Linked DNA regions of Homo sapiens: region 2 is linked to region 1. A link is a loop called in an ENCODE intact Hi-C map of the cell type or tissue named here. Cell type or tissue: heart left ventricle. All regions are shown on one strand. Links, peaks and the distances in the headings refer to the core of each region. The heading gives the core; the rest is flanking DNA.

Region 1 (16,453 bases), core at 4,262-12,261:
CGCTGTTACTGGGCTGGCCTGGCCAGGCAGTCCACGGGGCCAGCCCGTGCAGGCAAAGCCCGGGCAAACCAGGAGAGCTCGGGGCGCCTAGGGGCTCTGCGGGCATGCCCTGCTGAAACCAGGCTTTTGGATGCTGGGGCTGCGAGCCCCCAACCTGGAGCAGCTCTCAACAGCATTCTGGATTATCTGACATTCTTGTTCTGCTGAGGGGCTGGAGGTGATGCAGGTATTCAAATGAGCCAGGACGGGTGACGGGAGCCCACTCACTGGGAAGGGAACAGCATCAATGGGGACTTCCCATGAAAGTCAGGCCGTGTGCCGGCAGATGAGACCCTGGGAACTAGTGGCATGCTCCTCCAGACAGCTCTGAAAGGGAAGGACATTGGCGGGGATCTGGTCTTCTGGACCCACAGGGGATGGGTTCTTGGGAGGCAGGGCTGGTGTAAGTAAACGTCCCCAGCTCAGAAGACCCCTCACCACCTCCATCCCCACCAGTGCTCACTCTACCCTTGTTTCACACACATCCTGCACTTTCACTGATCTCTGCCCTATTTTTGCTTTTAAACATTCCAGCTTTTCTCTTTGTGTCAAGTTTCTGAACCACAGAAATGCACTGGGCTTTCCTCTCCATGGTAGAAATGACAAGTGTTCCTGGTGGCGGCCCCGGTACTCATTCCAGACATCGGACAATCCTACTGGCCACCTGGAAACCCGCGGGCCTGCCATCCACTCTCAGCTGTGGATGGGTTCTTCTTCTTTTCACCTTTCCTGGTGAAGGTTCCAGAAGGCCACAGATCTTGATTTCCACATTTGCTCTCCAGAAAAGGAGCACAGCAGCCCTAAGGCTGAAAGAATTACATTTTTACCAGCTGTTTTTTCCACTTAAGTGCAGTGTTGTTAGCTTGTTCTAATCAATAAACGGGCATCGGAAGAAGGTTTACAAACCTTCCAGCTCCACCAGGTAATATCTCAGCAAGGTCAACAATATTTATGAGCCCTCGTTTAAAATCAAGGGGAACAGCGGTGGCCACCCACACGTGGTGGCAAATGCATCTCCTATTTTAGCTATTCTCTTCTCTTTCAATTGGTAATTTTTTTCTTAAGTTCAGGGAAAATATCGGTACAAAGTGCTGAAAGGACAAAGCCTGCGTGCTGCCGTGATCTATGTGGAAGCTACAAGAAAAACATCCCCTCTTGGCTGCAGTGTCTCTGTAGAAAAACTCAGGCTGGATCACGACTTATAAGGCACATTTTAAGAACACCCAAACGGGCCCTAGGACCCTCGGGTGAGGAGGGCTAATATGCCTCTTTCCAGGGGAGGCCATCTACTTGGGCACCCATCAGGGGTGGGCTCTTTCCTGGATGTGAGTAGGCAGCAGGATGGGGTTGTAGGGGGCTGGATGAGCCTTTGCTTGGCTCTTCAAGAAGGATTTCTAATCTTAAAGGGCTGGCTCCGGTGAGGACCCAAGTAATGACGCCACTCTCTTCTCCTCTCCTCCCTCGTCATCCTCTCCCGGGACATGCCCCTTCCAGGACCCAAGCAGTCCTCACTAGAAGCACCAGCAAAGAGGGCCCATCTTCCAGGACACGGTGGGAACCTTAACGAATTCACCCTGAAGGCCCTTTCCCTTAACTCTGGGGCAGGGCTTTTGTTAGAGGCGCTTTTGAAATGAGGAATTCGATGGAGACACAAAAATACAAAAATATGAATCCTTTCTGAGGCTCTATAATAGAAGTTACAAAAACTTACTTCTACCAGCAGGTGTTAAAAAAGGGAGATTTTACTGCTGTCATGCAACTGGATTTCATAGCTGTAAGCCAATAGCTGTGACGAAGGAATTATTAAAGTGTTAAATATTTCATTTAAAAGGGAACATTGCAGTCACTTTACAAAGAAAACTCAGAACTCGTCCGTTGAACACCTTCAACTGTGAGAAGGCTGGGGTCCCAGCTAGGCTCCCCACAGTCTCGCGTGGGCAGCCCCAAGGCCTGGTCCTGCCTTGGCAGGACCTCCCTCAGCAGCCTGGGGTCAGCCATACCTGCTGGCAGGGTTTCCATGGGTGGGAGGGCTCAGGGACCTGAGGACGTGCCCAGATGGGTTCTGTATCTGAAAGTCCATCCTCGCTTTCCGTAGGTCTGCTTTTCTTGAACTCATTGTAAAAAGCTGCTTTTGGCAAACTAAGGTAGAAAGGATTTCTTGTAGCTGCATTGGCTGCTGACCCCTACAGCTTCTCCAGAAGGCACATTATATAAAGAAGCTAAACATTTTCATAAATAAACACTAAGAAATCAGGGAGTGTTCAAAGTTTAAATGATATTTCATTATAAAAGAAAAAAGTAAAAATGTATTTCAAAAATAATGGCTTCATTAAATAAGTATTTCTTGAGGAAAAATGAATTAGAAATAAATACAAAGCTGACCCTTGCGAGAGGCTTATGGGAAAAAATTACCTCCTTAAAAAGCTACGTTGTACGACAAGATGCTAGCCCTCGGTCACACAGTAGCTAGAAAATGGATTTTGTTGACACTTTAAAAAAACCAGAATAGCAAACCAAAAAAGCCAAAAAACCCCAAACCAAGAAAACTTTGACTAATTTTATTTTAGGAAATGACCTGACTAAAACAACACTTGAACGAGAAATTAGAATATGCTTCACTGGACAGCTCAGCTTTCCTCTTAATCCCTTCAGCAGAACAATGAGGCTTCCTTCCAGAGCCTCAGCGCCCTCCCACTGGGAAATCCCACCTGTCCCAACCTCACAATGAGGCAGCCCCGGGGACCTCCGGACACCCGGTCGGGAAAGGCAGCTTCACTGTCCCTTGGCAGAAATACTTCAACAGCTACCTAGCTACTAACCTGTCTTTGGAAATTCCCCAAGATAAGAAGTTGAACCATCTGAAATTTCTGGTATTTGATAAGTTTTAACCTAAAAAATAGCAATTTCATATGGTTCAACGTAATGCATATTTTTGTGGTTAGCCTTAAAAAGCAAATCACAAACAGCATGTTCGTTCCAGAGAGGAATCCTGGAAGGTGAGGTGGTACCGCGAAGAGGCCGTGTGCAGGAGAGAGGGTCTTTCAGCAGCAGGACAGGCCTGAGGAAGGGATGAGGGCTTGGTACTGCGCAGTCAGAAGTTTTACCAGCCAGGCCTTCAGAAAGAAATGGTCAATGTGCTGGAACTCAAGGATGAGCTCAAATACAATCACATTTTTAAAAATGTTGACATAGACAAACCAGGTTGAAATAGATAAACCTGGTCTCAATCTCAGAAGTGAGACTATGGTGAAAAATGATATGCAAAAGTATGTTAAACATATACAGAAATTAAAATGTGCAGAAAAAGGAATTGGTCAAGGAAATGTTCATTCCATGTTACAATGGACCCGCTCCTCTCAGTCTGCAAAGCAGGTTGATTTCTGTTACTCCACAGCTTCCAGGCGGCTCTGAGATGTCAAAAGACTTTTCCTCTAGAAGACCTGCCCCCTCACTGTTGATTTCACTGATGTTACAAGATAACAACCTGGACAGAGAGCAAACCAAACTCATGCCAGACAGAGAGGGGCGTATCCACATCTGGGAGAACCAATTAACTCCCTGTTAGCAACCATCCACCATCCACCTCCCCTTCTTCAAACAGTAAAATCCATACACCTGGCCCCTGCCCAGGAGTAAACGATTGAGCTAAATGTTAAAAACCTGGCTTACACATGCTGTGGTGGGGAATCCCAGCCCCCACAGCAACCACTAACCATCCGCAGGCAGGCCTGGCCCAGGGGACTCCAGCCCCTACCCTCGAGAGAAGGCCCTGAGCTCAGCACCCTGGGTCTGCAGCCAGCCTCAGAGTTCTAGAACACCAAGAGAGAAGGATGTGAGCGGCTGTCGCACTACCATCCCAAAACTTGGCTGGAGTGGACCTCGTCCCAGCTAGAGGTATCCACCCGCACTGTAGGGCTTTCCAAGAGGGGCAGGGCCACGGGGGAGCCAGACAGCCTTTACCAGTATCCTGGCGGCTACTCTGAGGTCTTCCTGGTCACCAAGACCTATCATGACCTGCCAGCCCAGGAAGCAGCCTGGCCTGGCGTGGGCTGAAAGCCAGGGAGGCAGGGGTAGGTGTGGCCAATCCCAACTCTGCTTAAGCACTAGGGACTTGACTGAGAAGCCCCAGGGGCCCGCCTGTCCTCGGCTCTAGGAGCAGCAAACACTGCCATGGGCAGAAGTGAGGGGGAAAAGGCTCAGCGGGGGTTCAGTGCTTGCAGGGGTGGTTTGGAGAGTGTCTGATTATTTCCGGTGCCACCTTCCTTGCTGGCCACTCCTGCCCTGGAGCTCCTGTCAGCAGCTGCGGAGGCCTCCTCCTCCGGTTCTTCCTGGCCTGCCTGAGAGCACACCACTCTCTGGACCCTGGTGAGACCAGGCCAGCAGGGTCTAGCTCCATGGCCAGGGCCACCATATGACTTGGAGAAAACTAACGATTTTCATGGAACTTTTGCCCCTATGTTTTTCATGAAGTTGCCCAACAAACCTTAGGTAAACTTCAGGGGTTTGCAGGCTCATTCTCCCAGCCTCCATATGATTATGCAGATACCTCCTGCCCTGGTTTTGTAAGAGAACTTTTCTGTCCTGAGACCTTACATTTCAGCTCACATATTTCACAGGCTTAAGGAGAAGAAAAGCCTCTGGACAGCTCTTCAGCCTTGCTCCTCCTGGCAGGCGAACCCCCAAAAAGAGATCGTATAGAGAAGAGTTCACCACTCTAAGATCCCCAAGCCCCAACTTTAATAAACAAAACCAATCTCTGACTTCCTTGGGCCATTCAGCAACATCCTGCCCTGTGCCCGGCCCATCAGGTGCACAGTGAGCAAGGTCCCCCACACCGTCTAATTGGCTCACTGGCTTGTGGCGCTGGGGAGAGGTGGCCCCCAGCTGGCGGCAGCCCAGGAGGCTTTGGTAGTGCCTTTGTCCTGGCAGCAGCCCATTGGTGGGCAGAGATGATGAGAGGTTTCTTGGACGTTTGTGGTTCCATGTAAAGGCCCACCCACTCTAGCTTCCTATCTGCCCATCCTAGAGATCCCCACTGAACCCTTCTGGAGACAGTTCTGTATGATTCAGAGGACAGCAAGGTGCCTGGTTCATTATAGCTGCACAGCTTCAGTTCATTATGCACAAAACGTGCTCATGACTTCATATGTTCGCCTGTCTGACTTGGTTAGTGAACTCAGGTATTAGCCCAACCTTCAGGGGTTTCTTTACCTGCTTCCCTTGAAAAGTTCTCTCCATTTTCAAGTTTGTTTTGTGCTGAGAAGCACCGCAGCAATTAGAATACTGTTAAGCTTACCCAGCAAATCTGATCTGAAATTCAAAATTGCTTTAAATTCACCACATCTAAAATCTCAAGGTAATTTTTCCCTTTAAGGATATATAAGTGTACAACTCCATATATACATCATATATGAATATATGTTCATTTATACACAAAAATGATTATGAAAAACTCACTATGCAAAATAAATTTCTGGCATGTGTCTGGAATGATTTTAGTTGCTGTAATTAATTTCTGTATTGAGCAGAGCCAAACACAAGCTTTAAAAGAAATGTCTGGGAAATGTTTTAGATTATCACAAGCCTTAAGCAGGCTACATACAGGTAAGTTCTCAAGTCATCTCTTAAGAAAGAATATGTCTAACTCTGGTACGTTTGAGAAATTAAATGTAAAATTATTTGAGAAGCTCCAATGCTGCTACCTGCTATGATGTAAGTGTCACCAACAGAGTGTATGGAAATAGCTAAATGTCCACGCACAAGTCTCGTTTTCTGTGCTGTTGGCAAGCAGATAGTTGAAGTTCACAATAAGCTTATTGAAAAATTTACTGCCATTCAGATGTGTTCCTATTTAAACCTTTCAGCCAGCGAGAGTCAAGAGTCGATCTGCATGCTTCATTTTTATTGCCTTTGCCAAGAATTATGCAACCCTGTGCCAAAACTAACACAAGTGTTGGAGTGGGTGGAGGCGGCGAACCCCCGTCCCTCCAGCTCGGCCAAACGCTGCCTCTGTTTAGCTGATGTAAAAATACCAAGTTGGTATACTCAATAAAATGAACTGTGATGTCAGCGATCGTTAATAAGTCAAGCTCCCCAAAGGAAACACCGCAGATGGCTTAGTTACCGACCTTGCTGGAAAACGGGATGGTGAAGAGCCGGCACGGGGAACTCTTCGATAGCCTCGGGCTGGTGGAAATAGGCATTCAGCCAGGCTGTGCACTGCATCAGGGGCTCCGGACCTCCGAGAACCGCAGCGGGGGCTGGGACCTCCACGGCACTGCAAAAGTGAGAACAGGGGCTTAGTAAACCTCTGGGCCCTGCCTCCACACATCGGAAAAGCAAACACCTACTGCATCTAAACGGGCAAACACCTGTGGCTGCTTCATGGGCACACACGTCTCAACTAGCTGTGCAGCAGAAAGGGGGACTGGTGAGGCAAGGACGCACCGAGGCCCCGCAACCACTCTCCACCTTCAGGCCTCCCAGGACGTGTGTTCTGAGAGTCTGCATCACAGCGCAAGGCAACCCAAGTGACAGTGTCCCTTTGTAAGACTTACAGATGGCACGGCTGCACCTAAATCATCAAGCACTCACTATTGAAAACAGTTCCCAGAAATATCGACACAGTCATTAGACTGCACCACACGGCCCACCCCACCCCGAGTCCAACAACGCAAGGCCACATCCACGCGTTCTGCCTCCTCCATGGCCGTGTGCTGTGTTCAGGGGATTCCTCAGGGTTTACCTGCAGTCCCCTGATTCCCACGCTCCAGAGGGCCTACTCTGTGTTTCCTTCATCGGTGAGTCTGTCCTCTCGGGGGCAGCCCTGTGCCTCGTGTGCCTGTGTCTACTTGGTTCTTTCTCAAACCTTCCTGGTGTTTGTTTGTTTGTTTTGAGACGGAGTTTTGCTCTTGTTGCCGTGGCTGGAGTACAATGGCTCGATCTTGGCTCACTGCAACCTCCATATCCCGGGTTCAAGTGATTCTTCTGCCTCATCTTCCCTAGTAGCTGGGATTACAGGCGACTGCCACCACGGCCAGCTAACTTTTTGTATCTTTAGTAGAGATGGGGTTTCTCCATGTTGGCTTCATCACGTTGGCCAGGCTGGTCTCGAACTCCTGACCTCAGGTGATCCGCCCGCGTGGGCCCCCCAAACTGCTGGGATTAAAGGTGTGAGCTACTGCGCGGCCCTCTTGGTTCTTTCTGGACACTCTCCTCCCTTTGATTTCCTGCAGTTTGAACCTGTACCTCTGGGAGTCGCTTCAGACTGTTTTGTGGCTGCTTCTGTTTGGGGTGTTCATTCATCTGTGGCTTCGACCTGGTGGGCCCTCATGGAAAGGATTCCCCATCTCCAGCAGGGGTGGATTTTCTGGGGCTGTGTTCCACGGACTGAGGACATGGCCCTGAAGGGGAGGTCTCCCGCTGCCACCTGGGGCTGTGGAGTGCATGACACATCCCGTTGTGATTTCAAGTGCTGTGGACCCCCGTGGGAAGCCCTGGCCCTGGGTCCGATTTCTTCAGGTGACTCCCTTCCTTCCTTCCCTGCCTCTCGAGGCCCCAGACAAACGGCATGCTTCCCCGGGACTTCCCAGGCTTGGAGCACGGAAGTTTTCTAGTTTCCTTCTGCAGACAGTGCTGCTCCTCAGGCTTCTGTGAAAAGGTGGGAAACGTCACTGCACTGTGGATGCTGTGGACGCACAGCTCCCGCGGGCCCTTCACCCTTCCTTCCTGGGCTGCCTTGGGGGGCGTGCGCTGAGATCTACAGAATGTTTCTCCTCGACACACCCATGCTGCTCTGGGAGGGTCCCAGTGAAGGCTTCACTTGCCTGGACATGTGGCCCAGCACAGGCGGCCGATGCAGCCGGGAGCACCGTCCCAACTCTGTCCACACAAGGTATGCACGGCCAGTCCATGGAGAGGAGGCAACAGAGCCATCCCGGACGTAGGACAGACAGTGTGAACGTAGACGCAGAGTGGAGGCCTCGGGGACTGAGACTCACAGAAAGGTGGGCAAGGACTGTGCGTGTCAGGGCGGGAAGGGCACTTTGTCCTATGAGTGCGGCCCACAGTGTGACTGGTGGGGGCTGGGGGCCCCTGGCAAGAGGCAGAAGGCACCGCAGCTGCCCTGACGCAGGGCTGCAGCAGTAAGAACATGGCAATGGTGCAGGGAAGAGCTGGAGGACCATGAAGCTGGGGTCAGGGATGACTCTCAGCTCCAACCCCAGCTCTGTGCGGATTCAGCCTGTCTGCCCGGCCCTGTGTGGATGGGGCTGTTGCCCTGGCCCCGTGCTGATTCTGCTGGTCTCCCTGGCCTTGTATGAATGAGGGCCTGTCTCCTGGGCCCCGTGCAGAAGGGGACCTGTCTCCCCAGCCCTGTGTGGATGGGGCCTGTTGCTACCGCTGGTGTCCAGGAGGACCACAGCCCCGGAGCTGCAAACAACTGGCATTTCACTTTGTATCACAGAATTGGAGGCTGTTTTAGAAAAGAAGATGTAGTCACAACTTCTTAAAACACCTTCACACAAAGAGCTCAGATGATCTCTGGAGCGATTAGTTCTCGCTTTTCCTGTGAGGTAAAAACCAAGCTTGTACAAATCTGAATAAAGTCAAAAGTACATAATGAGGCAAGAGATAAAAGGAAGCCGAACACCTTCCTTATAGTTAAAAAGGTTTCCTCTCTTATGCAGTTAAAGCGGAAATAAAGATAACTATAGCTTACACGTCTAGTTAAACAAACACAGCCTTTCGTGTTTTGGGTTTGTGTTAAAGATGATACAAATTACTTTGGCTTAAAGTGTACTGTGGGCGGAAATACCCTGGCACATCCATTCAGAAAAGAAACCAGGGCCTCAGCAGCACGAACCTCTTTTGCATTCCATCTGGGATACTCACATTTTAACAAGAGACAATTAAAAACGGCAAAGCTGGGATCTAAAGTTCTGGAGCTTCTGCCTGAGTAAATGCCTATGGTGGCGTTTCCATTTCCCCAGAAGACAGCAGACATGCCCAGGGGCACACACGGCCATGGGCCTGCGTCTGCGACATCTACAGTGCGTGGTGACACCATGACCAAGCCCACGGGGCGGCAGGGAGAAGCTAAGGAGAGGCACAGAACTGCACCCGTGTTGTTATTTTCGTGTGGAGCGGTGCTTGCCTTCCATTGTTGGGGGAGATGTGGGGGAAAGAGACCCAGTGAAGGGTGTGTCCAGGGTTACTTCGCTTTGAGGTCCTGCAGGTGCAGAAATGTGCATGTCATCCGACAGCAGGGGCGGCGACGGAAGACCTCGGGCCAGTCTCACACGCTGTCCTGTGCTGGAGGCTGGGTCTCTGGGCTGGAGCATTTTGTGGGTGTAAAAGTCTCTGCCGAGATCCTCGGGTCTTTCTAAAAATGGACCTTTTTGGGTGAGATGCACATAGGGGCCCCCATACACTGTTTTTCACGGTGGAGCAGGAGGGTGGTCAGAGGTTTCCAAGCACACAAATCCTGACGGTTTTAAGGAAGGAGCCAGAGAATGAAGGGAAAAAGAAGGAAGCTCACTAGGATGACCGACAGCCACGGATAACTGTGACCAGCAGTCGGACCTGTGAACCAAGCCCAGCAGAGCCGGCTAAATTACGCTGACCCCGTGGACACTGCGGCCAGACAGAACATGCCCCGGTCTTCTCCAAACTGCCGCCTTACCCAGATCCCTGCCCAAGGGAACTCACGCAGACAGTGCCCTCATTCAGCCCAGTACCCTTAATACACAGGCTGAGGTCTCCACAGCCCAAGCCACTGCCTGGAAACCCTTGTCGGTCCCGTCACAAAGAGGCCCTGGGGGAAGCCGGGCTCACTCTGCAGGCAGAGAATGGGCCTGCCGAGCAGGCAACGAAGTGGCCTCTCTCAGAGTTTCCTTAGGGCATGGGAGTGCTGTCTTTTCACTGCCCAATTTCCTTCCCCGTTAGTGAGGTCTGGCCACGGAAAGGAGAACTTCTGCTTGGCTTAAATATTATTCAATTTCAGAGACACACCTTCAGTCATTCAATTCTTGCTCTGCTCTTTGCTAACCGAATAAACAGTGTACTGATGCTATCTAAGAAGAACGATGGAGAAATATGTAATGTACTTTGCTGTCCTGATCCCTGGGGAAGGCGGCCGAACAGAGGGGTGGAAGCCCTGTGCAGTGAGGGTTAGCCCCGGCTCCCTCCTGAGTGATGCAGAGCTGGCTGCTGTCAACCACCACTGCCCAGACAGGAAGAGCAAGCGTGATGGGGCCCATGTGCCCCGACCTTCAACTGAGGAAACAAAACCCCTGATCAAGCCACCTGGGCCTGGCACCTCCTGCAGCAAGAGCTCAGCTGACATCTCCTTCAGGGTTCGAGGGATGGGACAGGAAGGGGCTGAGGCGCTGGGTGAGGGTCTTGTCTCCTGCACTACCTCTGCTGGTGTCATGAGCTGGCGTCCGTGGTGGCACCTGGGGCTGCAGGATTTGGGCTCCGAAGCAAAGGTGCCCCCCCGGCGAGGATGGAGTGGAGCACAGGGGCTGCCGTTTCAGTGGTGGGTGAGTTGTACGGTCCCCGGGTAAGACTGGGATGTGGGATTGGTTGGCGAGGCATGCACCTCAAGGTCAGGGTTAGTCTTCAGGACTAGCGGGGTCTGGCTGGCCATCACACCCCGCAGATGGGGTTTCTCAGGGAAGCGAGGGTACACTGTGGGAGAGGGGGCATTCTACCACGAGAGCTGGGAGGTTCTGTGCCCCCAGCAACTGCTCAGACTCCAGAGTTAGGATTCCTTCATCACCCCTGAGCAAAACGGGGTGCACACCAAGCCTCTGCCCACGCGGGCGTCCTTCTCTCATGCTGCTGAGGGAATTGAAATGTGAGCTGGCTTTCCTAGCAGTTCCCACTCTTAAAGGGATATTTGAAGAATTTTTATAGTAGTAAAATTCATCTTAAATTGATTTTTTATGCTTGTGCTGAAGATCTCAACCTCTGATTTACTCTGTAGTTCTCCTTTTTAACTCTTTCTCTATTGGCATTAGATAACTATTCATGGGTGAAATGTAATTAAACAGCTTTGATTCTGAAGCAATGATTTATGATACTACATTTAAAATGAATGGCATTAAACACACACATAAAACCAGATTTTTAAAGCCATGACACAAATTTCCATTTCTACAGTAAAATGAAATTTATTCTCCTGCCCTGCCCTCTCCTCCTTCCCTGCCGCGCTCGGCCCTGGAAGAAGAGCTGGGGTGATGGCCTCTCTCACGGCGGCGCTTATCACGGGGGAGTTCCTCAAGCTTCCCCACTGGCAAACCCTGAAACACTAACAATTACGGGCTCCGTAGCCCACGCTCATGGAAATGCCACGTCCCAGTCTTCCCCAGGGGCCCTGCAACTCACCCACCACTGAAATGCCGGCCCTGTGGTCCGCCCCATCCTTGCCGGGGGAGCACCTTTGCTCGGAAGCCCAAATCCTGCAGCTCCGGGGGCTGCCACGGATGCCAGCTCATGATGCCAGCAGGAGCCAGTGCAGGAGACAAGACCCTCACCTGGTACCTCAGCCCCTTCCTGTCCCATCCCTCAAACCCTGCAGGAGACAAGACTTTTGCCTGGCACCTCAGCCCCTTCCTATCCCATCCCTTGAACCCAGCAGGAGACAAGACCCTCTCCCAGCATTGGTGGGGAAACACTCAGAGCCCATCAGAGTCGCACCTCCCCTAGGCCTCTCCTAGGACATCACGTGTCACCCACAGAATAATCCCGAGGCAAATATCATGACACTGGTGGCTTTCACTTTCTTTGACTTGGCACGAGAGGATGGTGGCTGGTGGGTGAAGCAGCCCAGCTTTGCTGGGCGTGTGTACATGTGACAACAGGGCGTCGGGCACCTTAACACAGCAAAGCTAGAGCCATGTGGACCTGGCTCAAGGATTTCTTTAAGAAAAACACAACTGTTGGCAATGCCAGGGGTTCCTTAAAATCAAACCGGACAACACTGACCTGCCCTGGGTAGAAGCTCCCGGGGCTGCGGCAGACTGGAAGGCCCCGGTGATATTCTCCCGGAGTTGCCGTCTGTGGGAAGCTGCCCTAACCCATTCGCCTTCCCCGGCTTGGAAAAACAATGTCCCAGTGATGAACTGCCTTGCAGATTTATTTTGATTTAAATCGCCTTCCCTTCAACCCAAACCAGGGCACAGAAAGGTGGTTAGAATGTTCCAGCACAAACTCATATGAGCACAGCAGCTATTCCAGGGAAAAGCGTCCTCCCTACCTGCAAGAAGCTTCCTTTCAAGACACTGATATTATCAAGAACGTGAAGGAAGAGTGGCAGCGGCCCACCTGAGGCACAGCAGAGCTGGGGGTGATGAGAGAAATTTAAGGGAAATGGCCCCTGTTGGACACGGGCTTCCTTTGACTGTGTGGGAATCCCACCTGGCCACAGACAAAGGGTAGAGGAAGCAAGTGCCCCAGGAGTCTTGATCTCAGCCCAGCTCAGCATGAGGAAAGCAGCAAGCAGGAAGAGTGAGTGTTCCTGGTACCACGGCTACCAGGCTCTTCCCAGTTTAGAGTGCTCAACATTCTAAAACTTGACCAGCCAGCTGGGAGATTTGGGTATTCAGATTTTTGGGTGCCTTAAGATTCCACTGGCAGTAGAGAATCACTAAATGTCCATTTCTGAATGAATTCTACTCCCCAGAGACATTAACACACGATGTACTTGGCTTGAATCCTGTTTGATTTAAGAAAATCGGCCAAGAGTCCTTCATAAGTTACTCACATCTGAGGCACCATCGGGCTGACCGTGGGACACTCCAGATGGGGAGTGCTGTGTACCCTCTGCCTCTCCTGTGACCCGAACACCTCCTCTCTCTCTCCATGGACGACGTTTTCATCTTATGGTCTGGGAATGCTACCTGACCACCCTGGAGGGTCACCCAAGGAAAGAGTTCGTTCCAAAGACAGGTGCTCCTCTGAGTTCCTCTGGAATCTGGCAAGGTGCCGAGCTTGGACGCAAGGCTTCCATGAGGCTGTGAAGGAGGTTGCACGGAAACTGGTGGGGATCTGAAAAGCTTTTAGTGGCCTCGCCACACACAGCACTTCAGATGCTCAGGTGATGAGCAACATTTTCCAAACCCAGCTAGTGAGCACCCCACCTCCTCTGGCTTCCAGAACCTGGTGTGGAGGGCCAGGAGAGGCTTCGGGACTGAAGGGCAGAGCAGCAGACTCCGGGGCTCATGTAGGAAGGAACATGCCTTCAGCCAAAGATTATCCACGCTGCATGGAGACTCTTGCTAAATATCACTGGTAAATGCACAATTATGTCCCATTTAGAGATCTCTAGCAGAGTGTCTTGTGTTTGATGGATTTGTCCTGCATTTAATTATAACTTCCTGCTAAAGCTCAGATGTTTTCTTTCAGGGGTAAGACTGAAGAAAAGAAATAAACTATGCTACCTGCTCTTAATAAAGATCATTTTATTTTAAACAGGAGGCTGAATAAAACCTTTTGACTCTGTATTTCAGACAAATGCAGTGGCTTAATTTCATTCAATCATTTACTGAGGATCTGAAATGCATGCGGTTAGTGGTGAGAATACTGACTCAGGGCTGTCCCTTCCTCTGGAGTTGACAGCCGACTGCGCAGGAAGGGAAGGTGAGGGTCAAACACACAGGTCAACATCAGAAACAGCACTTCCGCCTTCCATTGGCCCCGATGTTTCATGGAGGCCCCGAGGAGGCTGCGAAGGAACATGGCAGTGACTGCTCCGTGGCTCTGCGTGGTGGCCAGCAACTGTTTGGGCACTATGACCATGTACGTTTGACAAAGCGCATGCAATTATTTGAATATTCTATAGTTCTTTTAGGAAACTGAGTAGAAACGGAAAATTAAAAGTGCTGATGTTAGTAATAGGAAACATGGATCTCAACAGTGCAACTGTGGCAAAGATAAAAAACAAACGGCATGCCAACGGGCTCATGACAGACACAACCGCGGCCTTGCTGGTCTTGAGCTGCCGTTGCTGATGACGATGATGACGATGGCACTGACCACACACCGTGGGCTGTTCTCAGTGATTCATGCGCCACCCTACTGATTTCCAACGCAACCTCAAGAACAAGATGTGTTCAACTATGAAAGGAAGAAGTGAATAAACACGCACAAAACATCAAAAATATGCTTAAGTTTACGTAACAAACAATGACAGGTATGAGTAATGTATTTTTTTTTTAAAACTTTCTGGTACAAGAGGGCCTCCCACTTATCACAGGTGAGTCTACTGATTGACTGTTATGTGTTTAGTTGTAGGGCCTATTTTAAAGATGCATTCTGTACAAAAGGACATCATATAAGACAGGGAAGTAAGTGATGAGCACAGCCCATTCCTAGCGCAGAAGTAAACAGGAGGTCTTCCTGGAGAAGGACGGGTTCCATGAGTGCTTGCAGGAGGGCTGTGAGGAGCTCTGGCTGTCAAGTCAGCAGATCTTTACTGCACTTTTACTGTGTGGTTCATAATAAAGGTGGACATAAATCTCACTCCTTGCTTTTATGCCTTCAACCCCATCCCAAAATGAATCCTATGTTTATGATCCTATTATAGGCCACCAACGGGTTCATGTACTAATGTCAATAATGTGAAGAGGAGAAAGAGGCCATTTAAAATTAAGTTAGGTTCCAAGTTACTTTCTGGGTGGTCGTAGGTATCTTGCTAAAACTGGATACCGATTTTTAACCGGCACGCTATGCCCTCAATATCTGGGGCTCAAATTAATGTCAGATCCTAAACAAAACTGCAAAGGTATTTACCATAGTATTTTAAAACACCCACCAAAAATACAGAGAACACTTTATGTAAATTTTCAACTCTTCCCCATAAGGACTATATATATTTTTCTTTTTAAAAATAATTGATTCTTAAAAATACAGGAAATAATGAAAATATTTTTAAAAGACAACCCAAATAGTATACTTGGCAGATCAGAAAGCCTTAAAAAGCCTATTTACCTCCCCCCTCCAAATGTTCAAATCATTAAAAGGAAAATTGTATTTTATCAACATTTTAACATATCATTAAAAGTCTCTACTATTTGACAGATGAAGATAAAAACACCCCAAAACTATAGATGAATGATCAGGTCCCTAAAGATTCCAAAACAATTACAGGATGCAGAGCAATCTAGTTAAATTTTATTCAAAAGCTTACTGCACTTGTGTTTTCTTTTATTTTTCTATCAAGAAGCCCATGAGGCTTAAGCACAATTCATTATGTATGAGACCCCACTTGCGGTGCCTGACTGTTGATTAATAGCAAAGTTTGCTGTATGTACATTTGCAACATTAGATGCATACAATATGCTAACTTATTCTTTCACTGAAACTAATTATTTACAAAAATGACTACGTGAGACTACAATTTATTAAATGCATGCATCCAGTCTCAATTTGGCCCCTAAAGACAGCCTGGAATGAAGATCTTTTACTTGATGTGACAACTTCTAGAAACGCTATTATTAATATTGTAAATGTGGCAAATAAAGAGTTCAAATAGCCTTATGTCTGTGTTGCACATGCCTTCCACCACCACGGCAGTGAACAGAGCTGCTTTCTAACGTTTTACACACACATGAGGGCACGTTCTTCTTTCCCAGCTTAAATTAGTTGCTTAGAAATAAAGTGCTTGTATATCTGTAAAGATATAAACTTTTAAAGAGTCATTCCATTAGTCTAAACAAATTGTTGAAAACTTGCACAGAGTAGCTATTTCTCAAAGGATCTTTGAGGCTAGGCAACTGTGCATTATTAAACAGTTCTCTTCCCCAGCCCTAGAGAAGAAGCCACGTCGATCTATACACAGAGATCAACACTGCATGCCTGGACATGGGCTTCAAATGGGGCATCTGGTCAACCGCTGGTGTCTGTCATGCAAACGCTATGACGCACACAGCCCAGAGTAGCAACCGCCTGCCCTGAGTACCCTCTGCATTCTGGTCTCTCTCTGCTGGGCCAAACTGCACACCTTGCAGTTTCCTCCTCAGATGCCCTCAAAGCCTCTGTCCTGGCTTGCCCTGCCCGGCTGAGGGTGGGTACCCCTGCAGGCTCTGGAGTGAGAAAGAGAGGACTCACTCTTTCCTGCACAGACCAGACATGGAGAGTCAACGTCCACGTCCACAAAAGGGGACAACAGTGCAAGTGGCCGCTACAGGCTACTGACCGCTTGGTGCCACTGGAGTTTTCCAAGGAAACCTGAGGCAAGCACCTGTGTCTCAACCAAGAACCTGCTCTGGGATGTAAGAATTTAGGGGCAGAGAAGAACTGAACCACCAGTGAGAGTAGATGAGACGGGCACAAGATGACCGACTTTGTGTCATGCAATTTCACATCCTCACTCTCTCAGGAACACAGCCAAGGTCAGCCACAGGCAAGGTGG
Region 2 (16,453 bases), core at 5,692-13,691, 660 kb after region 1:
AAGAAAGCTGCCCTCCCTTTCTACACCCCCTCACCACTTCCTATTGGCACCTGGAGGCCTGTCTGTGCGTGATTATTTAAAGCTGACCACTAAGAGTTTCAAAATGCCTCCTCCCTCCCCGCTGCCACAGGGCAGCAGCCAGGGGGCTGCTTTGTGCCAGGCCTCCTGCCCAGGCTGCCAGCACCCGGGCCTTGAGCTCAAGTGGGGCGTCTGCTCACAGCACCTCTTCTTTCCCAACTGCACTGCATGAACCCAGACCTCTGGGTTGGGTCGCCGAGCTTCCTGCCCAGGCACTTCCAGGACCCTGCGTCCCGTGGTGTTTCTCTAGAAACACTCAGATGCATATCCCGAAGCCTCACGGGAATGCAAGCACAGGGACAATGCACACATATGAGAGTGCACAGCGACACACACGCATGCACATACCACACATGCATGTGCACACACATACATGTGGGCTGTACAAGTGCACACGCGCCACACACATATACAGATGCACACAGCCATAGGCACACACGACCACATGTGCACGGCCTGTGTGTACATGTGTGCACATATCGATGCACATAGCTACACGTGCATGTGTATGTATAGACCTCACATACACGTGCACAATGCACGTGACTATGCATAGCATGCAAGTGTGCACATGTCACATGCATACATGTGTGCCACATGTGTGCCGATGACCACACATGCACGCAGGCAGTCACACATTCACATGTAAACACAACACACATGTGCGCACAGCACACATGAGCACCATGCCCGGGGCCCACACTCCTGTTTCTGCCTAGCGAGCCATTTGGCTCTCTGTGCTGCAGTTCCTGAGTGTGAGGTGCTGAACAACTCTGTATGCATAAGCATTCCTTCTAGCAATGTACCAGATAATTGCTTCTATTACTAAAAAATAATTCTGAATGCCAGCTGCTGAGAGGAATAAACATGAAGGTGCTTCTAAGCTGCAGTTTCAGTCCATGTCGTGGTGTTAACGTCTGTGCAAATTATTTTCAGGTTTTTCCTGGATGAAATTGGCATAGAATATATGGGCCTTTCTCTGAAAATCTGACCTGAGTACTGTCCTCTCCTCTCCTCTCCTGTGCTTGGAGTTATAGCAAAATGGACGCTGCATCCTTCCCAGCTGTTTCACAGGCAGATGTAACAGTTGATACAAGAAGATTAAAAAAAAATAGTCGGATGTCTACATTACAGAGAAGAGGGGGTCGAGTGAGGAGAGGCAGCACCGCAGTGTCTGGGCGATCGCATTACTGTGTCGTCATCAGTTCTGGGTACAGGTCAGTAACTGTCTCTGCTTCCCCTCCTGAGCCTTCAACCACATCCAATTAGCACTGCCCTGCCGTGACGCAGCCTGCCTCTCTTAATGAGAGCCCCGCTCCAGCGGAGCACGTGCAGTGAGAGGCTTCAGAAACAGGTGCCTTCCGCGGAGCTCGCGTGGGGCGGGCAGAGCAGGCCCTTCCGTCCAGCTCCAAACAGGCAGGCTGCAGCCTCTTGGAACCAGGACTTGGCTGGCAGGGGATCAATTAGGCCATTCCGCTGTCCATGGGCTTCCGCGTGGACAGGAGGGAAAGAGTGAAACCAGGTCTCGCCTCCCAGAGTGAAGCCCCCTCCTGCCGCTGTGTTCACTGCTCGGTGCCAGAGGACTTATTAGTGGATTGCCAGTTTGAGACGCTTCCCTGGATGTTCAGGAAGGCTGAGTGCCCCGTGTTTCTCTTCATATATGCATACATATACATACACCAAATATACTAAAGTATTCTGCTCATTTGTCTGTTTTAGGAAATAATGTCTCATTTTTTATTAAAATGTGAGTGTCTCAAAGGCAGGTGCTGTCTTCCTCCACACTTCCATACCCGAGGCCTATGGCTCCATGGCTGCCATTTGTCCATTCTTTCCCTCATCCAGTGGTTTTTGCAGGAGCACCTACTCTGTGCTGGAGAACCTAGTCATACGGGGGTGTACAGAGAACCTAGCAGTACTTGGGATATGCAGTGGTGAGCAAAACACAGTCCATGACCTCACAGGGATTGCAGAGCAGGGCGGGAGAGTGGGTCAGCAGGGATCAAACCGCCTCAGGGCTGCCTGGGTGTTTCATTGCAAACCGTGATACCGGGGGCGTGGTCTGCACAAGTGCACAGCGTGGGGACTTGGCCTGTTCCAGGAGACTCAGGATTTTCCTCCAGGCAGCGAGATTTCAGGGATGCTCCTGAGGGAGCAGGATATTCTGCTGCTATGTGGGTCTGGGGGGAAGGATTGGGAAAACGTCCCAGGCAGAGTCTAATTCTGCCAAGGCGGAGTGGTCCTTGTGTCACTGTGTGAAGGTGGCCTGTTTCCCTGGAACGTTTCACAGAGCTTTGTCACCAGTGAGTGCAGGGGAAGGGGATGCTGAGGTCACTTGAGCTCGTGGCTGCCTCATTGGCCTTTCTTTCTGTAACTGATGGAACTAGTTGCTTTTCATCTCCTTCCTGGCAGAGGCCTGGGGTTCTGTTCCTGCTGGGTGGCACAGGGGAGGGGCATGGGGGCTACTTTTAAAAATGGTTTAATTGTTGTGGCTTCCACATTGAGCACTGCGTCCCTTTTCCTCATAAGGCAGAGACACTATCTACGGAACCAGGATTTGACTGGCAGCGCCTCCCTTTTCTGTAGAAAGAGGCCTGACCATGGTCCTGTGCTGGGGCCTTGCTGATGGGAAGTGGATGGGCAATCGTGGAGTTAGACACCCTCGGGAGGGGACGGTGGGTGGGGTCCTCTCCCTGGAGCCCTTTGTCTGCTGTATCTTCCCTCCTTCCCTCCTAGCCTGTCTCTCCTGGCTCCCTTTCCCCCGAATGTGGTACCCTAGTGCACCTCTCAGGATACAATTCCAAGCAAGCCACTCTCAGGATGAAACCATCTATGGCTCCCCAGGGCCTATAGCATAAAGCCTGCACTCAGCCTCACACAGAAAACCTTTCACATGTGGCTCCACACCCCTTTTTCCGACTCCTCTCCAGCAGCTCCTTAGCCCCATCATTCTGGGTTTCCACCCAGGGTGGCCCTAAGACATACGTCCACATCCCAGCCCTGGAACCTGGGAAAGTCACCGCATTTGGAAGAAGGGTCTTTGTAAATATGATTAAGTTAAGGATCTTTAGATGAGATCATCTTGGATTATCTGGCTGGGCCCTAAATCCAAGGGTCAATGTCCTAAAAGAGACACACACAGAGAACCGAAGGTGGTGGAAAGATGTAGGCAGAGACTGGAGGGATGCAGATGTGAGCGCAGGAGTACCTGCAGCCCTGGAAGCTGGAAGAGACAAAGAAATACTCCCCAGGAGGCTTTGGAGGGAGTGGGGCCCTGCTGACACTTGGTTTTAGACTTCTGGCCTCTAAAACTGGGAGACAACATTTCGGTTGTTTTAAGCCACCAGGCTTGTCCTCTTTCCTGACGGCAGCCACGAAGCACTAACACCCCCACCAGCCTCCACATTTCTGTACCTTCCCACGCCTCCCCTCCTCTGTGTCAGTGCATGAGCTGTTCCCCTGGCTGAGGACATGCACGCAGCTTTCTACAGCCACCGAAGTCCTTTTCACTCCTCAATATGGCAGGATTACAATGTCACTCCACGCCGCACCAGGGTACTGGTTGGGTGACTTTTTGTTTTCCCTCAGAGAGAAAGGCCTATCTCTGAGGCATCTCTTCTCTCCCTATATATGATGAAATGTCCAGGAAGTGGTAGGAATACTGCAAGTATTTGCTGAATAATAAACAATTAAACTAGCCACCATGGGTTCCACTATAGCAGAACAGGGAAAAAGGAAGGGGGACACGATTGATAGTGGATCATATTCGTGCACTGCTGTCCTTCCAAGAAGCTCTGAATTCCAGCCTACCATTTAATTCAACACACAGTGCATAGCTTTAACCACACTCCAGCTGCTAACCTGGTCACCAAGGACTCAGAGATGGAAATAAGAGTTTTTTTCTCTCTCAAGAAACTTGGAGCCCAGACCAGAGACTGATAAGCAAATGTAACTATCATTAGCACCAATCACTGAGTTTATTCGTGTGTCAGGCACTGTGTGACGTGCTTTACATAATTTAATTAGGGTTGCTGGGTTTAGAAAATGAAAACACAGGATGCATAGTTGTATTTGAATGTTAGATACATAAAAAATTTTGGGCCGGGTGCGGTGGCTCATGCCTGTAATCCCAACACTTTGGGAGGCTGAGGCAGGCGGATCACGAGGTCAGGAGATCGAGACCATCCTGGCTAACACGGTGAAACCCCGTCTCTACTAAAAAAATACAAAAAATTAGCTGGGCATGGTGGCGGGTGCCTGTGGTCCCAGCTACTCGGGAGGCTGAGGCAGGAGAATGGCCTGAACCTGGGAAGCGGAGCTTGCAGTGAGCCTAGATTGCGTCACTGCACTCCAGCCTGGGCAACAGAGTGAGAATTCATCTCAAAAAAAAAAAAAAAAAAATTTGGTGTAAGTATGCCCCATGCAGTATTTGGGATATACTTACACTGAAAGTCTATCCACTGTGTATCTGAAAGCATATTTTGAACTGGGCACCCGGTATTTTTCTGGCGGCCCTGATTTAGCCATCACAGCAGTTCTACAAAGTAGGTTGTAATAGGATCTCCAGGTTACAGATAAGAAAACAAAGCATGAAGAGGTCTGTGTCATTTCACTTTGGCATCAAATGAATAAGCATTTTGTCCAGGAGGTGGTTATAATGGACTTACATAAGCATGATCCTGATGTCCAAAGAGCAGCTGGGAGTTTCTCAGGATGCACGGGACAGAATGTGCTGGTTAGAAGCTCTGGGAGCCTCTGCTTTTTGGTAGAAGTGGGGAGGATTTTCTGCAGGGGAGCTGGGAGTGAAGATGGTGAACTTGGTGGGTAGAGTTATACAGTTTGAGGGATGGACCTACCAGTTGTAGATAGAGTGTGGAATCTGTGAGCTGAAAGGAGCCTGAGGAAGTATCAAATCCAGAGTTTTCCTAAATGTGCTCTGTGGACCGATCTTTAGAGAAGTCCATTGAAAGAGTGGGTCTCATGATCTCATGGTGTTGTGGGCTAATCTTGGTGACCCCTGATCACATCAGCATATGAACGCTCAACTAGCCTTGTAGAAAGGAGCACTTCGGCTGTGTTAGTGCAGTGCATTGAGAATGCTCTTCAGCACCAAAGCTTTTGATATTCTTTACATCATCTTATGGGAGGCCAGCAGCTTGTAGAACACATTTGGACAATTCTGTACCCAAACAAGAGCAAGTGAGAAGTGGCCACCTCAGATGGACAAAGGCCCTCACTTTCAGGCCCATGTATCTGGTATTATTGCACAAATCACACATTGTCTCACCCACATGTCCGTTCACCTTGCTAAATTAATCATCATGTGCTTAGAGCCTAGGTCAGTGCCTGAGGGAAGTATGTTTTCTTATTTTTATTTCCAACTATTATTTTAAGTTCAGGAGTACATGTGCAGGATGTGCAGGTTGGTTACATAGGTAAACATATGCCATGGTGACTAGCTGCACAGATCATCCCAGCACCCAGGTATTCAGCCCAGCATCCATTAGCTATTCTTCCTGATGCTCTCCCTCCTCCCCCTGCCCTCCTACAGGCCCCAGTGTGTGTTGTTTCCCACTATGTGTCCATGTGTTCTCATCATTTAGCTCCCACTTATAAGTGAGAATGTGTGGTATTTGGTTTTCTGTTGCTGTGTTAGTTTGTTAAGGATAATGGCATCCAGCTCCATCCATGTCCCTGCGAAGGACATAATCTTGTTCATTTTTATGGCTGCACAGTATTCCACAATGTATATGTACCATATTTTCTTATCCAATTTATCACTGATGGACATTGGGGTTGATTCCATGTCTTTGGAAAGTGTGTTTTCAATGAGTGTTTGAATGAAAGGATGTATGGTCCACCTGTTTATGACTCATTCTTGGAGCCACCAGGAACCTCTGAGTGCTGGGGCAGCCCATTTCTTTCTCCACCACCATCCAGTTAGAAAGAACTCATGAAACACCATTCTGACCATGCCTGCTGGCTGGGCAGTCCACCTTACTCATGAGCTTCCTCCACTCCCTTCGCCAGTCCCAGTTCAACTCTTGGAGCTGCCACCTCTCCCCACGTGACAGTGACAGCTCTCTGGGTGTTGGGGCCAGCTACCTCTCCTCACAGGGCTGGGTACTGGGGGCAGCTACCCTCCTCACAGGGACCTCTGCACTGAGGCTGTCATGCTCATACAAGGAAGGAACTGCAAGGACCCAGGCCAGATCCATCTCCTGATGGCTGGGCAGTTGGAACTCAGGTGTGACCCATCAGTGCAGCTGACTTCAAACTTGAAAGGCTTTGGAGAGGATGGGCTGGGGAGACAGGATCAGATCAGGTAGGGAGCAGGTGAGGGGATGGACAGCGAACAACCTTGAAAACAGGGTTAATTCCTGAGGCTGAGAATCATGGCTGCTGCATAGTCTCCGAAATAAGTAGGCAGCAGCCTGGACTCCAGGTCCTGATGAGGACGTGGGCCTGGGAGTTACTGTAGGGGCTCTGCTCGCCAACTGGCTCGGACAGAGGGAGCCACCATTCTCTGGGAGAACCTGGACATTTTACAGACAGGGTGATGGAGACTTTACCCAGCTGGGAAGCCAGGCAGCACCAGCTTCCTGCTCCCCATCACCCAACAGGCCAAGACCTATTCATCTCCTCACATGTAGATGGCTGGGCCTAAGGCCACAGCAATGCCCCCATCACTTGAAGCGCCCTGTTTAAGGTCTAGTGCTTCTCCCTGAACAATTTCTATAAGAGCAATGGCCTGACCCCTTCCTGTGGCCGGTCCCTACCTGGTGGAACTGCTCCAGGAGGTCCGGTCTGTGTCAGCCTCCTCCCCGGTAACAGCAGCCAGTGGAGGGACCTGTGACCCACCAGGGCAGGCACTGAGATGGCCCCAGTCAGGGGAGGTCCTGGCCCTGCTCTGCCTGCATCCTAGCCCTGTCTTCATGGCCAATTGGCGTTGGTGGGACCCCATGGAAGCCAGTGGCCAGCCAGGCTCTACCCCACAGGAGCCCTGGTGAGGGCTGACTCCCTGGGCTCAGGTCACACCTGATGCTTTTTTGCAAAGAAGAACCAAGGTTTTCAGTGTTCAGGCTAGAGCTGCACCAATAATCCATGTATTTTATGCACATGGAAATTTAGCATCATGGATTGAAAGAGGACTCCAATCTGAGGGTTGGAATGACCCACAGAAACCTTTTGCAAATGTGGCCCAGAGAGGTCGAGTGACCTGCACAGATCATGACAGCCCCAGCTGGAATGGCTCACAGCTCACGGCTCACGGCTCAGTTTAGTCCATGTCTGACAGAGCAAAGGGGCTGGAGCATGGGCCAGGAGGGACACCTCTGGGTTCAAATCCCAGCCCTGGATTCGCCAGGTGTTCAGATTCGGCAACTCACAGAAGCATTCTAGTGTGGAGTGTGCTCGTCTGTAAAGTGGGACGATGCTGGGATGATTCTGGTGCTGCTTTCTTGGGGTTGTTTTGAGGGTCACATGAGATAATTAAGATCAGAGGCTTTGAGCAGGGTGCAGTGCATGGCAAGTGCTCAGTCCTTTGCTCTTTTTGACACTCTCTGGCATCAGGTCTATGTCCTAAGAGAAATGGTTGTCGGATAATGGGCATTGTTATTTTTGGTCTACCTTGTAATCTTTTTTTAACCTGACACCCTTCGTCTTTGGCAGCACAGAACCGTGTTGGATAATGTCTCCACTGCCCCGCCCCATGCTCATTCATAACTCACAGCTGGACCCCCATCTGCCCCTACAGCACGGTGGGAAGAGCAAGGACTGGGGCCAGATGGTGGGTTTCATTGCAGCCCTTCACCAGCTGTGTGACCGCAGGCAAGTCACACACTCTCTGTGCCTCGATCCTCATTTAAAAATGAAGATTAGAATAATAACTTCCTTACAGATTGTTATGAAGGTGGATAAAGTCATGCAAATAATGGCCTCAGAATGTCCTTGGTACATGTTAAGCACTCTGACAGTGTTTTATAAAATCAGACATCATCAGTGTTTGCCAGGAACTGGATGGGAGGGAGAGAGAGCAAAGGGGAATTTTAGGGCCAGAAAACTCTCCTGCATGTGTTACTGTGGTGGTGGATTCATGACATTATGATTTGTCAAAATCCACAGAATATACAGCACAGGCAGCAAACCCTAATGTAAACTGTGGACTTGGTTAATAATAATGAATCAGCATTGGCTCATCAATTGTAACAAATATACCAGCCAATGCAAGGTCCTCATCTTCAGGGAACCTCTGGGGGTACATGGACGGGCAGGCTGAGAGGGCATATGGTAACCCTCTGTCCCCTCTGCTTCATTGTTCTGTTACCCTAAAACTGCTCCCCAAACAAAGCCTTTTAGTTAAAAATAATGAGTTACCCACATATCACCTTGTTCCATGATTTGACCTGGGTGTTCCCCATGTGTTCCCTTAAGGTTCATGTGGTGGTGACTCTTCATTTCGTTGTGGCTCACTCTTCATCCCCTTCTTCCTTTGGTTCCAGAGCCATGCACACCACGGCTGTCTGCTCTTTTGAGTCCCTGCCCCTGCTGGCCTTCAATTGATACTAGATGGGCAGAGCTTCTAGGCTGCACTAGAAAAATTAGAGAGGCACCCAGACTCTCTTCTACCCCCTCCCTGTTCTGTGTCCCCAAGCAGCAGCCAGCCCGCCCCGGCGGCACCTCTCTTGTGATGGGAGGACATCCTGAGTGCCTGCTCCCATGCCCTGCGGCTGCCAGCTCCGGCCTCTGGTGCCGAGGGGTCTGCCTCCTCCTCCAGATCGGCTCCATGAGTCATCAGGCATTTTGCACCGTAGGCCGTATCAGGAAAGCCTACCTCGCCGAGCAGCAGAATGTGGAGTGGGGCGAACAGGGCTCACTAAGGTGTTGACTTGTGCAATGACTTCCATTTAGGCAGGTATTAATATCATGCTGCACTTGTTTTTTCTTACTTATGTGATTTCTCGCCAGCAAAATTGCACAGTCTGTCAGCTGTCAATGATAACTTTCTCTAGGCTATTTTGTTTTACATGTTTCCAAGCTTTGCACGGCATGTACGTATTACAGTTTCTGAAAACTCAGGAAAGAGCACCTGTGCTCCAAATTGGGAAAAATAAGGGACAGGAGGAATTCCTGCACCTCCAGTGTTAGAGTGAGTTTTGGGTCATTGTGTTTGTTTTATCCTTAAACTTCATCTACAGTGTGTGTGTGTGTGTGTGTGTGTGTGTGTGTGTGTGTGTGTCCCTGGTCTGCATTCTTTGCAAAAGTTAGAACTTTCTCCATCAGCCACCTCAAAGGACGCTTCCCAGAAGACGTTAGAGCTGATCTAATGGCCCAAGCTTGATGCTGACCCAAGAAACCAAAATTCCCTTGTGTGAGAAAGGAGATGATGGTGCTCACCAGCCCACCTGGCTCATCCCCTTCAAGACTCTCAGGGTTTTTCTTGATGGGATTTAACAAACTGCATGTGTTCTGGTTAAATGAATACCAAATAGAGAATTGCATGATTTTGCCATAAATAAAGGAAAAAAAAAACCCTTTAGAATCTGCTCCCTCTGAGGCCTTAAAGGGCTGCTCACCCCTACAAGCTCAAGTTAAATACTCAGACATATTGTGAACGTTGGATCCAAAATGCAAGAATTCTGCAGCATTGATAACGCCAACATGACAAGTTGTCACTTTGCCGTATGCTCCTTCACAAGACTCAACCTTAATAGCTGGGTTATTCTGGTGACTCTGGAATAATCAGGGCAACTGAACAGGCATGAATGGCAGTCACTGTAATTACTCCAGAAAGAGGACCAAAGCAAACAGAAATTCTCTCTAATTTTATATATTCCCAATAGGTGCACATGCTACGTTATTATCACTATAGAAACTACTTATTAGTTAGCCAAAAATCAGCACTACATCACGTGCTTATGGTCAGCACCCATGCAACTCACAGGGAAGCCCCTCCGGCTCCAACCAAGTTAAATCAGGGAGAGCTGCATGTGGACTCCAGGGGCTGGGGCCAACAGATCCCCCTACTAGGCGTGCTCTACTTCATCTATTTTTCATTGATTTTAATGGACTGAAACTCTGCATCCAACTGCCACTTTCTGGACATTAGCAGACGTAAAGATCCGGCAATGACCAGGCAGGGCTGGGAGGGAAAGTTATATGCAGCCATTGTGGGAGGCATGGGCATCTGAGATTTTTATTATTTTATTTTATTTTTTTACTGTTAATCATCATTGTTAAAGAATCCCCAGGAAATGACTCAGATTACCATTTTTAAAAATATGGCATTTTCCAGTGGACTAACGGTCTAGCACTAGCTTCCCAAGTAATGCAAAAACCAGAGAATCCAGGTAAGGAAGCTTTCTGGGCTCAGTGTTTCTTTCCTTTGTCTTCCTATTTCTCGATAGTATCATTGATGCTTTGGCATTTAGCAGCACCAAGGTGCTGAATGTGTGCACTTCACAATGCGAATATTTCTGTGACAAGAAGCATCCCAGGACATTAGACACCAAAAGTATATCAGTATCCAGGAGGAGGGCTGCTGACTCGCTGCCGGGGTTCATTTCTGTCTGCTTTCTTTGATCATCAGCGCAGTTTTGACCATCGCTGTTTTCTCAGTTTTCCCATCTTAGAGCCAAGGAAGAAAAAGTTGAAGTCACAACTTTTAATCCCAAGGAACAAGAACCAGGAGACGAGGGCTTTCCGAGGAGGGAATTAGCAAAGTATCATTTTCCTTTGGGTCTAGAATCGAGAAAAGTAAACAGGACTTGCTGCTGAAACCTGAAATCCCATCAAAGAGAATTCCCGGCGGCCGAGAGCGTTCATGAAAAACGCGGAAACTCGGACAATGAGTAGGGCGCAGAGTCAGAAATTTATAGACTTTGGCCTCTGCCGCTACATATCCTGGAAGGGGGAAAAAAAAAAAAAAGTGTTAAGAAAACAAATGCTGCTTGTGGATGTGTGGATTCCGACACTGGCCGCCTGACAAATCGGCCCTTGGCCTGACCCTCACAATATGTTTCCACAGGTAATTCCATAACTCTCTGGCCAACTTTTAAAGGCTTCCTGTTTGACAGCCAAGAGAAAGGAAGTACCCCGGCCCCGGGGAGCCGGGCGCTGCGCACCCCGGACCATCAGCATGCTTGAACCCGTATAATTTATACTCGGTTTCATCACCTCATCGCACACACATGATGAAATTCATTTCTGCTGATAACTGGGATTTTAGCCGTGCGGTTGTTGAAGTCAGTGTGATGAGATGTTCTGTTTCTGTTGTTGCTGGAATGTGCCGGGGTGGACTGTGAAACTGATGAATGACCGCCGTGGCAGATTCATAATCCAGGGTTTGGTGCAGCTGTGCAGGGAACTAATAGCTAGCAGGGACCGCGGAGGTCCCCGAGCTAATACCTGTCTCCTCCATCGCAAATTGATGGCATTAAACAAAAAAGTTGACTCTTTTCACATCCTGCCGATCTAATTGTGGTGCCCCTGCAGCCATCCCGGTATCTCGTGGCACGGAGGGCACTAAATGTCGCCTGTGGGATGGGGAGAGGAGCATCTGTCATCCGGCCCGCTGCTGTCTGGCGGTGGGGGCGGCGTGGCTAGGCACCCCTGCCCGCCGGCTGGTTGCTGCAGGACGGCCGTGCCCCATGCTGGTTCTCCTCCAGCCTGCCTCTCTGGCTTGCCTTCCTCTCTTTGCTAAGCATATGGTTTCACTTTTCTCCTTCTTCACGGGGAACCGGGACAGTTGAGGCATAAACTGCTTTTACTTGTTCCTCCCTGAAAGGTTGGATGCAAGGAGGAAGGTTCAAAAATAACATCGGTGTGATAAGTCATTAGTCATTTTTCACTGTACATATGTTAACTTGACCTACCGTATGTTAATTCATGCAACATTGGCCTCACATATGGCTACAATAGGAATCCCAACTGGTACTTCCTCCGGCACGGTGCCTCATTACAGCAACTTCCCCAGCTCCATCATTAACACTTAGGTGAAGTTCCACTTCCAAATTACTTCGTTGGCCTGGGGTCGAATGAGGGCCGAACGGGAGTGGAAAATAGAGGTTAAAGATACCCATCAGGCCTTTTCTCTCCGGCTTCTGCAGGGAGACAAGTCTGGTCCAGGGAAGCCGGAGCAGGGGGCATGGGAACCACAGTGGCTCTGGCATCATAGGGTCTGCTTGCTGGTAAGGGTTGATTTTGCATTGAGCAGAGCTAGTCGGGGGCCCTCTCAGTCTGTGTAGCCCTGTCTCAACCGCACACATGAGGAGGGACCCCAAGTCACAGTGGAGGTGGCATCCAGAGGCACGCTGGACCCCCCAAGTCACAGCAGAGACGGCCGTGTGGGGCTGCTGCCTGCCTGTGTGGGTGCCTTTTTGTGGCAATGCAGCTAGCGCCCAGGGGTAAGGGGTGGGGTGGGTAGGGAGGGCCACCCGGGGCCTGAATCCAATTCTGCTGTCGGTGAAAGGAATTGGTGAAGGCTGAGATGCTGATCCCCAAGGTCATATGGCTCCTTTCCGAAAGGCTGGGCAGTAATTCCAGCACCTGGACCCTGGTTCTGAGCAGGGCAGGGGGTCCACATATCCGACTGCCCACTGGCCTCCTGGCTCTGAACTTGGGTGCAGCTCTAAACTGGTTCCAAGGTGGGCTTTGATAGAGGCAGCCAGCATTTCATTTGAAAGTTCAGCAGGGCTCCGGCGGGCCTCAGCGCTTGCCCCCGTTCACTCAAGTGCTGGAGAGGATTGATCTCCTTTTCAATAAATGCAGGCAGGAGCCTAGCCCCGGTCCCCACCTGCTTCTGGGAGAAGGAGAGAATGCGAAGGGGTTGACTGTCCATGCCCCCCTCCCCCGCCCCCTGAAAACAGTTTAATTCCACCGTGATTGAGAAGACTCGCTTCTCAGTAGCCATACCAGGCTAAGCTTTTCATGGGATTTGGTCCTTAAAACAAAAAGCACTGAGGAGAAGATATTTGAGACTTATGGTGAAGTTACAGGAGCAAAGAAGAAACCACGCGTGAAAGGGAAAATTGATGTTCATCAACCTTCTATAAGCACCGACCTTCATGACTTCAAGCCCAACCCATTAGCCTGTAAATTCTAATTGTTATTAATTTATAGCAATTAAAAATTGTGGCTTTCTGTCAGTTTTTAATTTGACAAGCATGCACACAGTTGACGCCCAGCTCCGTGTAACATTTTAAACAGCAATGTATGAGACGGTGTCCCTTCCTTTTAGCAATTCCAACACAGGCAGAGATAAAGCTCATATTTGAACAGTAGCTTATATCAAATACGTTCATTAGGTTACATGCTTCACTTGATTAATTATATTTAAAGAAATTGCGGGCACTTTGGATCTTCTTCTTATAACATTACTGTATGCCACAGATCCCTAATTTCAAGAAGAAAAGAGGCTGAGGGCATTTTTTCAAACTCTCCCGGACAGCCGGCTCCTCTCCCTAAGGAGTTGAATGTATTCAAATGTATCTCCATCAATGAGCACAGTAATTATGAATTCAGCACTAATTAGTATATACACTACTTTCCTTGCATATTTGATTTCCACAGTGAGATGGTAATAAGGGAAATGCCCATTTTTGTCCTATCTCATAAAAATTCCACAACGTTAGAGGGGGAAGGGCAGATGGTGAAAGGAGACTGGGGATGCATTAAATATGAAAAAACTTTACAGATAATTGGTCTGGTTACTGAGGGTATAAAACAACACTCTTACCTTGCAGTTAACATTCTGCTAGCTAAATATGCCGCTTTAAGGACACACTGTTCTTATTAAAAGTAAAATCTTTAGTGTTTTTTACCATATGATCAGCTTTTTTTTTTTTTTTTTTTTAAAGGAAACGTCGTTTCCTGAAAAATAAGAAGCTAACAGGAGTTTTAGGAGTGAGTGGTATACAGAAACAGTACAACAGACTCTGTCTGGACGGGGCTGTGGGTTTGTAAGTCAAGAAAATAACAACCATGGCCTTTGCAAGCCGTTATTTAGAAGAGGGCTAGGAGATAAATAAATTTGTTAGAGCTTTATGTGCCAATCATTGATTTGAATATAAACCAAATGATGTGTTACAGATGTAACAAGGTTTGGCTGCCAAGAGCTCACAGTTAATGCACTCAACTTTTTCACAGGGAAGACTTTGGAATTAAGCGTGCTTTATGTGCACTTGTTATTGTTTTTGCTGACCTCAAGCATGTTAAAATTAGAGCCACTGCGAACAGTTCACCAGAGTTGTAAAGCCCCCGAAAGCTTGCAAGCTGTTTGCTATTTACCCAGTAAGCTGCCTGTTTATCATGAGCCTGAATGCAGGACCCATTAGGCTTATAATAAAAGAACCTTTAAAAAAAAAATCCCCAAGTCACAGCACCGAGCCAGCAGGAGATTCAGACATTTCCAGGCATGAGATACGCTGGAGCTGCTGAGAACATAAACTGTGGGAGTAGAACAAGACCACACCTCTGTGTGTGCGGTGTGCGCGCGTGTGTGTGCATGTGTGTTCGTGTGCGTGCGCGTGTGTGCGCGTGTGTGAGAGAGAGAGAGTGGAAGAGAAGGAGGGGAGGAGGGAAGGGGTGGGCGAGAGAGGAAGGGGGCTTTTTGGCTCTTTCCGCTTGTGGGTTGTGAGTGAAACAAAAGAGCTAATTTTATTCTTGGACTGAAGAATCTCTAGCGAGGCAGCCGTATACTTTTCGCTCAGGTCACCGGCCCTTCTAGGTCTGCTGGGTGTGGACTGGGGTGGAAATGAGTTCCTTAATATAAACATTTTTTATAGTAGGTCAATCTTGAGAAAGACTCCGCGAGAACAGCACCGATACCTTTACCTCCCATTTTCCCCAGCAGCTGAATGGGGGGCCTCCTGGTGTCTTTGACTCAGTGGTAAGGCGGCTGCCTGAGGAAGGAGACCCGGCCGTGGTTTGGTTCTGAGCGCCATTGTTGAGTGGCTCTCCCATCCCCATGATCGGAAAAGGCCCAGCCATGCCCAGGAGAGAGAAACAGCCTGCTTTCGAAAACTGTGGAAGGTGTTTTGAAGGAAGAAAGGTCCTAAGGTGCTCCAGTGCTTGACTTCCTTCTCCCAAATGGGCTTTCAGAGTCCAAGATCCAGAAGCCAGGAAGGAGAGAGGGAAGGGTGGATGGAGGGAGGGTACCGTGGATGGAGTAGGGAAGGGTGGATGGAGGGAGGGAAGGATGGAGGAAAGGAAGGAGGGTGTGCCATGCGGGCCTGGGGATGCGGTACCCAGGCCTGAAGGCAGGCCCACTGAGCTACCTATGCACTGATTGGTCCTTCGATTCAGTGCCCTGCATGCTACCTGCCTCCTGATTGGCCTTGACTCAGAGGCCCCAATACCCACTGCCTGATTGGTTTGAGGCAGGTCCGGAGCTCGTTGTTTACCTGTCTTGAGGGAGCTGCAGGAGCATCAGTTCCACTCCGAGAGCCACGGTGGGCTCCTGTTTCAGGAAAGGGCCAGTGGTCAATCACTGCCTTTTGTCCTTTCTTTCCCTATCGCTGTTTCTATGGTTGGATTATTGCCACTATGTTTATTAGCATTTCAATTATAATATCCTAAGTTCTTATGGGGTTTATAAGTATGCATTTGATGGACAGAAATAAATAATTTTTTAAGTTTCCATCCGGCTCTGTGGTAGTAAAATCAAGGATTAATCAAAGGCACAAAGAGGTTGAGTGACTTGTGTGAGATTAGGCACTTACTGGTGAGATTATATGGAGGTTTTTTAAAAACCATATAGGTATGCCTCCCATATATAAATGTCCCATATTTAGGAGTATCTCTAAGACACTGTGATCTTTTTCTAAGCCAACTCCAAATTAGGAAGTGTTTTAAAAAATGTTGATGACCACACACCCTAGAGGAAAAATGACCAGATACAGAAAATCCCTACTGCTTCAAAAGTTTGGTAGCCTTTTTATGGTGTAATGACACTGGCCAAATGTGATGCTCTAGCCTTACATGGCTACATACATCACTGTATCTTTTGTTTTTAAATAAAAACACATTTTAACATGTCCTATTCCCCTTCACCATGGTTTGGTTATTTATATAACACACTTACTGTTTCAGTAGTCCACTGCAAATCTGAGGTTACATGGTTAGATGGAGGGGGGACATATATAGGAGAAAATACGGAAATAACGGCATGGTAAAAATGCAATCCTTCTGTGTGTTTGTGACATGCAGATGTCATGTTACATTCCAGCAGCAAGAAAACCTCACAGGTGCTATTATGAGAGAAGAGACGGTGGCTTTTTCATAGAACTGAGAAGCTCAATCCTATTATTTTATTTACAACTTTTTCTGAACAAGTTGGTACATTTTTAGTTCTTGAATGTAATAGGTGCTCAATGGA

The links. A loop is a pair of places that touch in the nucleus more often than their neighbours do. Peaks named below come from ENCODE experiments on the same cell type or tissue, not always from the same donor. Only the 100,000 strongest peaks of a DNase experiment are listed, where the experiment ranks them.
Region 2: a loop joins it to region 1, with 2.2 times the contacts of the local background. A loop is called at or near these places in 2 of 110 quality-filtered maps.

What each region holds. Positions count from the first base shown.
Region 1 is chr10:129,697,758-129,714,210 of GRCh38, reverse strand. MGMT (O-6-methylguanine-DNA methyltransferase) reads right to left here. Exons shown (of 5, transcript NM_002412.5): 3 at 6,168-6,316. It overlaps LOC105378560 (a long non-coding RNA gene), which reads right to left and starts at 6,161. Exons shown (of 2, transcript XR_946467.3): 1 at 1-6,161. RefSeq lists an enhancer at 2,245-2,960. In heart left ventricle, for the core only: a CTCF peak has its summit at 7,315; no DNase peak of the experiment used is centred there.
Region 2 is chr10:129,041,079-129,057,531 of GRCh38, reverse strand. No RefSeq gene overlaps it. Among named protein-coding and RNA genes, the nearest start is that of LINC02667, 140 kb to the right of the region's middle. In heart left ventricle, for the core only: no CTCF peak of the experiment used is centred there; a DNase peak (open chromatin) is centred at 8,798; H3K4me3 peaks cover 1,358 bases; H3K27ac peaks cover 355 bases; H3K27me3 peaks cover 440 bases.